2 separate regions of the Homo sapiens genome follow, and region 2 is linked to region 1. A link is an interaction called in ENCODE POLR2A ChIA-PET data of the cell type or tissue named here. Cell type or tissue: OCI-LY7. All regions are shown on one strand. Links, peaks and the distances in the headings refer to the core of each region. The heading gives the core; the rest is flanking DNA.

Region 1 (4,400 bases), core at 212-4,211:
TATTGATGGAGAATCTAATACAGGACAGTAGTATTTAGCTTGACATTGGATACATTTTCAACATTCAGAGGAAGTCTTTGTTATTTTGTTTTTTGCAAAATTTTCTTACGGTTCATTTAACTAGACTGTGAGTCTGGTCTGTATTTGAAAGATGACTTCTGTTTTTTATACGGACTCCTTTTTTAAACAATTCTATAACTACTGCCTTTGTATTAGCTTTTCCAGCTATCTCAAATGAAGTTTTCTACCTCTGCAAGTCCCAGCCATTCTTGCAGCAGAAGTATACGTTTGCATGTAGATAGTAAGCTCTTTATGAGAAGGTTGACTTTTTTTCTTTTTTTTTGAGACGGAGTCTCGCTCTGCTGCCCAGGCTGGAGTGCAGTGGTGCGATCTCGGCTCACTGCAAGCTCCGCCTCCCGGGTTCACGCCATTCTCCTGCCTCAGCCTCCCGAGTAGCTGGGACTACAGGCGCCGGCCACCCCGCCCGGCTAATTTTTTGTATTTTTAGTAGAGGCGGGGTTTCACTGTGTTAGCCAGGATGGTCTCGATCTCCTGACCTCATGATCCGCCCGCCTCTGCCTCCCAAAGTGCTGGGATTACAGGCGTGAGCCACCGCGCCCGGCCGAGAAGGTTGACTTTTAATCATCTGCTTGATAGAAAATAGTTAGGATCTACATTAAATAGATCTACCATTCAGTAAATATGTGACTGCCTATTTTGTGTTAAACTAAGATTCTCTCTTCTTAAGGAGCTCATGATTTAATTCGAAGAATGGCTTTTAACTGTGTAATTATAATATCATAACCTGGTATCATTGCCTCTCTTAGTGTCATGACAGATGTTAGTACCATTCCTTTTTCTTAGTGCCATGGCAGATGTTAAATACTCTAATGGACTATGCATAGTACAATATATAGCCATTACCTATTAATTACATTTTAGCACTAAAAATGAAGCCTGTTGACCATTCTTGTTAATATAACTGGTTTCCAATTTTTTTTTTCCTTTTTTTGAGACAGGGCTCTCCCTATGTTGCCCAGGCTAGTCTCAAACTCCTGGGCTCAAGCAATCTTCATGTCTTAGCCTCTCAAGCAGCGGGGATTAGAGACGGGTGCCACCACCTGTAATCCCAGGATATTTTTAATAGTCTGAAAAACACGTGGCTCTGTTTTTCAGACTATTAAAAAGTGAGGGTGGGCACCTTGGTTCACGCCTGTAATCCCAGCCCTTTGGTAGGCCAGGGCAGGAGGATTACTTGAACCCAGGAGTTTGAGACCATCCTGGGCAACATGACGAAACCCCATCTCTACAAAAAATACAAAAATTAGCCTGTGTGGTGGCTTGTGCCTGTAGTCCCAGCTACTCAAGAAGCTGAGATGGGAGGATCACTTGAGCCTGTGAGGTCGAGGCTGCAGGGAGCTATGATCACACCACTGCACTCCAGCCTGGACGACAAAGTGAGACCCTGTCTCCAAAAAAAAAAAAAAAAAAAAAGTGAACTAGAACGTATCATAGAATCTGTCGTAATAAAGACAGTAACAGTTTGTGCAGCAATGTATGTGGAATGTATTTCTCACTGGGTACACTGGTAAAATTTTTTTTAAAGTCACTGAATTATAGGACTGAATTTCCTCTGATAGGAAAGTGGAAAGTTTAAGTGACTTTTCTTTTTAGACCATTGTGAGCTTATAAATATAGGACTAAATATAATTTAAAGAGCTGTTAAAAGCATGTTCAGTTACTGGAATAAACCAGCATTTATTATATTATTATAGTAATATCTGTCAAGAACTTATTTGAATCTGCAAAAGTCAAACTTGATGCTTCTTTTGCTTTATAATACATGTGCCATTTGGATGTCAATGATGAAACATACTCTGCAGGAGATGATGTCATATTTTATCAGACCTATTGGTACTGTCAGACCTGTGGACTATCAGATGGTGGGGCATCAGCATCAATGGTAGCAGGAGACTTCTATGGGTGAATTAAATGGTAGAGAAAATAGATGATCATGAAACAGGATAGGAAGACTATTAACTTGGAATTGTAGTCTATAAATTGAGAAGAAGGTACTTGTGCAATAGTAGTTCATTACTAAAGAATGTGTTGATAAGCAGTTATCTTTTCCTTTTACAAATCTTTATACCTTTTCTGATAATGAGCCAACATTACATAGGTGGATATGTTCCATCTAAGAACTGTTACTGATTAAAGTAACTGTAGCCTTAAACCTTGTTGCTTACTTTTCCTTCTTGTATGTGTATGTTTTTTCTTAATGGTGATTTTTTCATATTTTATATAATTATTTTAACCTGCTACCCTTTTCCTCAGAAAACTTCCACAGCTTGGGAGGAAAGGCTTTTTTGACGGTGGAATTAGCCCATCGTCTTTTTCCTGTTAAAATTTGTATTACAGGGTGAGTATCCTCTATCTGAAGTGCTTGAGACCAGAAGTGTTTTGGATTTTAGGGGTTTTTTTGGTTTTTGTTTTCGAATTTTAGAATATTTAAATTATATTTACCAGGTTAGTATCCTTAATCTGAAAAATCTGAAATCCAAAATGCTCCAGTGAGCATTTCCTCTGATAGTCATGTTGGCACTGAAAAAATTTTTGATTTTGCATGATTTTGGATTTCAGATTTTCAGATTAGGGATATTCAACCTGTATACCAAATAAAATGTTTTTTAAGTTGGGCATGATGGTGCATGCTTGTAGTCTCAGCTCCAGGAGTTTGAGTCCATCCTGGGCAATGTAGTGAAACTCTGCTAAATTGTTTTTAAAGTTCTTGATCTGTTTTTATATGTGATGTTGTATGTAGGACAAAATTCTGTAAGCATTCAGGTTTTTGTGCAGACTTGTCTTTGCCCTCCACCTTACTTGTTCTTTGTCCTCTTTCTTTATGTGTGTATGAGCCAAGTTCTATTCAGATAGGTTGGTACTTTCTCAAACAATATATTCACTGAGAGTAACATGTTTTTCTTTATACTTAAAATATGTTAGTTGTCCTTTCATTTTTCACAATTAAGTTTTATGAACTGATTTTGCCTCTGTTTCTATATAAAGTGAAACATAGAATGCAGTAGGTGATCTGATTTCTGTTTATTGTATTTCTGGTGTAACCATTGGGAATCCATCCTTCTTTCCTAATCTGTGTGGTTTGGGGTGGTACATTTTTTCCCCAAATTCAGAATTGGAACACATGATCCATGCTCAAGTGTCTAGTGCATTGGAATCCTCTGTCTTTAGTATTAATTCACAGATGGGCATTTGGCTCTAAATAGAGATAATGAGACAAAGTAGGCTTTGTAAAAATTACGACTGTTTTGGGGGTTCTTTTAGATATTTGAAACTCAAACGTTCATAAATGCCAAGTCCACTCAAGTGAAGATGGAATGTGTTGTACTGACAATTAGTTTGGGACAAATACTCATAATAATAAGTGCTCAAATATAAATTGCTATTTGCCAGGCACTATTTTAAAGGTTTTACGTTACTTGTTTAATCTTCACAACAACTGTTTGCTGTAGATACTCTTATAGTTCCCATTTTGTAGATGAGGAAATGTGGCCCATAGAGGTTATATAACTTGTCTCAGTTACACGGTTAATAATGGTGGTACCAGTATTTATATTCAGACAATTTGGCTCAGAGGTCAGGTTCTTAACCACTATTACAAATGGTTACCCAAGTTAACCACCCATTTCCTTGCCTTTATTTAGAGGCTGATTTTGTTTAAAATTAGCTTTACTAAGTTATAATTTGCATAAAATAAGTCACTGGTCATAAGTGTGTAGTTGAATGAGTTTTGACACATGAATACACCTGTGCAGTCACCACCCTAATGAAGATATGATACATTTCCAGAAAGTTCACTTTTGCCAGCACTTCATACTCTGTGTCTACCTTCACACCTAACACCTGGCAACCAGTGATCTGCTTTGCATTGCTGTCATTTTGCCTTTTCTGGAATTTCATATTAATGGAGTCCTTTAGTCGGTAGTCTTTTGTGTCTGGTTTCTTTCGTTTGGTATAATGTTTTGAAATACACTGATGATGTTGAGTGTACTGTTTTTTTTCTTTTAATTGCTTAGTATTATCCCATTATATGGATATAACATGAACTGCTTATATATTTGCTAGTTAAAAGATTTTTGACTTGTTTCTAGTTTTTGGCTATTATTTAGAAAATTCTGTAAGCATTCAGGTTTTTGTGCAGACACGTCTTCACATTTTTAGGGTAAAAATATCTAGTAGTGAATTGCTGAGTTCTCTGCCAAGTGTATGTTTAGTTTTAAAATAAACTGCAAAACTTTTTAAAAACTGCCTCTACCATTTTGCATTTCTTTTTTATCTTTTTTTGAGATGGGAGTCTCATACTGTCGCCCCAGCTGGAGTGC
Region 2 (4,400 bases), core at 116-4,115, 1.2 Mb after region 1:
TAATCACGATTTGAGATGCTTCCTCACTTTATAAGTTAGCTACATTAGTAAAATTCAAACACACTCTTGGCAGAAGACTTCAATTGTTTGTGATGAAACTCTGACTCATAATCTAATCTGTGTCAGGCCCCTGGCTGGGACTGACAGGGGTAGAAAACACTGATGAAGCAGCATGTTCTTCCTTGGGGAAGCGGAAAGCTCCAATTCCTTGGGCCCATAGGCCTCTCTGCCCCTATCCTATACTGCTTTGCACTGGTGGCATTTTCTGGCTAATTAGCCTTACAGCTCCCATGAAGAGTGTAGGGTGCTAACTTCAAGGCTGGTTCCCAAAATGTTTCTTTATATTCCCCCAGGAAATAGGTTTGAAAGCTTAGCCAGGAATACTGATGCTGCTTAAGGTGTGAATCAGGAAAATGAAGTGTGACTGATTGCGGCAGGGGCTGTGTGGCAACTCCCAGCAGAGATCTCTGTAGGCTTTCGGTTTAACAATGCTCATAAACTACTTCAGAGAAGTCAATTATCTTGGAGATACAACACAAAATTTGCAGATTTGTCAAAGCTCTTGGATCATAATTCCAAGTTACTAAACTTAGAGAAAACTCAACACTCTTGCTAAATATCTCAGTAAAGGCAAATTCCTAAAAGCTGTTCAAGGGTAGAAATACTGCCTCCTCTTTTAACACCCTTCAAAAAAAAAATGTCAGAAATGTTGAACAAAAATGTTGAGTAAGTACACTCAACTACTTACATTACTGCTTTAACATCACCTTTGATTTAGAAGAAATTTAATTTTCCTTCTTTTTTATAGTGTTAATTCCCTACCAACATACCTTTGTAAAGAAAAGCCTACATATTATTCCTTTTACCTGGGCAGTCTCTTCCTCTTGCTTCCTCTTCTCCTCTTCAGTCTCCACCAGCCTCTGTTTGGTCAAAAGGAGCTCTTTATTCAACACATCTGCCTTGTCTTCTGCCTGCAAATCATGGTGCATCACAGTCATACATCACAGTCATACAGAGGGTAAAGAAAGTGTGTGGAAATCTTCTCCAAACCCAATCTTCAGTTGCTGTTCCAAAATTATTGCAAGTCATTATTTTCCCTCCTAGCTCAACCAAGCGATGGCTGCTTTCACTGAATGCCAACTATGTGCCATCTAGTTGGCACACATTATTTCTAATCCACACACCAACAATAATTTTACAGATTATGACAGTGAGGTTTGGAAAGATCCAACAAACTGTCTGGGGTCACACATCTAATAGAGTCATGATCTGAATTCAGATTTGAATAACATCAAAGTCCATCCTCCTTCTAAATGCTTCTTACAGATTTTTAGATGTTACAGCAGCACTCACTCTGTGTAGATGGATCTGATGAAGGGGTAGAGCCTCACACAGAAACTTCCAACTGGTGGAGAATGGGGGTTGACTCAGAGAGGGGAGCAGACAGGGTGGTCTGAGGACAACAGTTAGGTGGCAAATTCAAAGACTAGCTGAGGTAAACCTGCCCACATGGCCACTCACACAGGGCAGTGAGTCTAGTAAGGAGAAATCAAGACCAAAAACCCATGATAGAGAGAGCCATGAAGAAAATGGAAATATGGACCAGGAACCCAGGAAGAAAAGATCATATTTCTAGAATGATGATGTCTATTTAACACGTCAGGCTCTCACCTTTTAGGCCTCGGCTTCAAGTTCACATGGCAATGAAGCATGCCCTCAGCCCTGGCCCACTCACCCTCATCTAAGTTAGCTCCCCTATCTAAATCTCTCATATTTCCCTTAATAGGACTGTAATGACAACTTACACATGGGATTTATTTGTCTTGCCCACTAGGCTTTAAGCTCCAGGAGACAAGAACTATATCTCTTTTGCTCATCACTCTATCCCAAGCACCAAGCCCAATGCCAAGTACAGAATAGGTGCTCCCTAAGTACTTGGTGAATGAAGAGGTGTGGCTAAATCATTGCAGATGCAGACTGCATGCAGTGGAGATGGCAGAAGGCCACAGGATGAGTTCAGCAGAGAGAACCCAGACACAGAGGAGAGGTGATTATGTGAAGAAGCTATCCCTGGCTGACAGCAGCAAAATGTTATCCAAATAATGGTGAAAACTGGCCAGGTGGCCTTCTGTCCGTCTTCTGCCATATCTCCCACATGTCCAGATGGGCCAGGCCAGCCCAGTCTGCTGAGGACTGGCCAAGCGGCCTTCTGTCTGTTTTCTGCCATATCTCCTGCATGTCCAGATGGCCAGGCCAGCACAGTCTGCTGGTGACTGTAGAGAAACTGCATTCCAGCTGCTCTGCTTGCCCTGTCTTCTGGCTCCTGATGGCTCATAGCCCAGTGGTTAGAGCTTTGTTTGCAGATCATTTGAAACCGTTGGGTAGTTAAGGCGAAAAAGTCCCTTAAAAGTCTTTAAGACTCTAAAAATTGCTCTGATGCATTAGATTTTAGGGGGGAAAATCTAACAGCAAATTAACAACTAAAATGAGAGGTAGACCTTGAGAATGCAATATGAACACTGCAAGTCAAGTTTTCATAAGTTGTAAGTCACCTGATGTACATCATGAAAGGATGTGGCATAAAGTACGGCATTTTAAAAGAAAACAAAAAGAGAAAAATAAATAAACCATGGAAGCACAAAGCTTCCATTCTAGAGCCCCAAGCCAGATGACTGACTGAGGTTACTCACAAAGCAGGGAGACCCTCCCCAAAGTCTCTGACAGATAGGCACAGAGTGGCACTTTGAGAGCAGCTGTACAGCCGGGTGCGGTGGCTCACATCTGTAATCCCAGCACCCTGGGAGGCCGAGGCAGGCTGATCACGAGGTCAGGAGATCGAGGCCATCCTGGCTAACACGGTGAAACCCTGTCTCTACTAAAAATACAAAAAAAATTAGCCGGGCATGGTGGCAGGTGCCTGTAGTCCCAGCTACTCAGGAGGCTGAGGCAGGAGAATGGCGTGAAACCAGGAGGCGGAGCTTGCAGTGAGCCGAGATCTTGCCACTGCATTCCAGCCTGGGCGACAGAGCGAGACTCCGTCTCAAAAAAAAAAAAAAAAAAAAAAAAAAACAAAAAACAATTGTACTGCTCATTTCAGTGTTCTTAAAAACTGAACCAACTCTCTCCCTGTAACTGCAGCCCACTGGTTCAAGTTCTACCCCAGAATGTTTGAGCCCTGCTAATAAAGAAGACTGCAACTAAGCCTTCCTCTTACAGGACCCACAGCAATTTCCACTTTGTGAACAGACTGATCCTTTCATAATGTTCATCATGATACTGAAATAAATGTTTTTTTTTCAGTTTGGTCTCTTGGAGAGCCATCTAAAATTTTAACATTTTATGAAAATGTTTTAAAGTAAATGCTGGCCAGGCGCGGTGGCTCACGCCTGTAATCCCAGCACTTTGGGAGGCTGAGGTGGGTGGGTCACCTGAAGCCAGGAGTTCGGGATCAGCCTGGCCAACATGGTGAAACCCCGTCTCTATTAAAAATACAAAAATCAGCCAGGCATGGTTTTGGGCACCTGTAATTCCAGCTACTCAGGAGACAGAGGCAGGAGAATTGCTCGAAACCAGGAGATAGAGGTTGCAGTGAGCCAAGATCGCACTATTGCACTCCAGCCTGGACTACAGGGCTAGACTGTCTCAAAGAAAAAAAAAAAAAAAAGAAATGAAAGAAAAAGAAAAGAAAAGGGGGAAAAACACTTCCCCGAGGAATTTTTTTCAAAAACACCTAAATGTTTATGCTAAGAAGACCTATTATTTTTATTTGCACATTTTCTGCTGAACAGTCTTCATTAGGTCAAGATTAAGGCAACTTCACTTATTTCTACTGTTACCATATACAACATCTGCAGCAATTGTTGTGGGTCCTATAGGGAAGAGTCCAGTTTTCCAGGAAGCTTAATTCACAGTTTCTCCTCTTATGTTAAACAGAAAAGTAGGAGCAATTGTTCTGTTCATCAAAGTAGGGCCAGATCTGAAATAACTTGAGTATCCCTCTAACAGTGGTCTTTTGAATTTTTGTACAGCCAACCACTATACCTCACTTAAGTAGGAATTAATTTTAATGTTAATGAATGAAATGCTAAACACAAATTCTACCTTTGAGCCCAAATTATAAAGCCTTTCAAATTCTACCTTTGAGCCCAAATTATAAAGCCTTCACCATAATTTTTTTTTTTTTTTTTTTTTTTTTGAGACAGAGTCTCGCTCTGTCACCCAGGCTGGAGTACAATGGTGCGATCTTGGCTCACTGCAACCTCCACCTCCCAGGTTCAAGAGATTCTCCTGTCTCAGCCTCCCTAGTAGCTGGGATTACGGGCGCATGCCGCCACACCTGGCTAATTTTTTGTATTTTTAATAGAGACTCGGTTTCACCGTGTTCCCCAGGCTGGTCTCGA

What was found. ChIA-PET counts read pairs that join two places held together with the same protein. Peaks named below come from ENCODE experiments on the same cell type or tissue, not always from the same donor. Only the 100,000 strongest peaks of a DNase experiment are listed, where the experiment ranks them.
Region 2: POLR2A ChIA-PET joins it to region 1 with 5 read pairs; 2 of 35 experiments call an interaction of 5 or more read pairs at or near these places.

What each region holds. Positions count from the first base shown.
Region 1 is chr1:176,199,280-176,203,679 of GRCh38, reverse strand. All of the region lies in intron 1 of COP1 (COP1 E3 ubiquitin ligase), which reads left to right. Among named protein-coding and RNA genes, the nearest start is that of COP1, 5.8 kb to the left of the region's middle. In OCI-LY7, for the core only: no CTCF peak of the experiment used is centred there; a DNase peak (open chromatin) is centred at 299; H3K4me3 peaks cover 2,651 bases; H3K27ac peaks cover 2,098 bases.
Region 2 is chr1:174,972,649-174,977,048 of GRCh38, reverse strand. RABGAP1L (RAB GTPase activating protein 1 like) reads right to left here. Exons shown (of 26, transcript NM_001366446.1): 22 at 867-971. Among named protein-coding and RNA genes, the nearest start is that of RABGAP1L-AS1, 21 kb to the right of the region's middle. In OCI-LY7, for the core only: no CTCF peak of the experiment used is centred there; no DNase peak of the experiment used is centred there.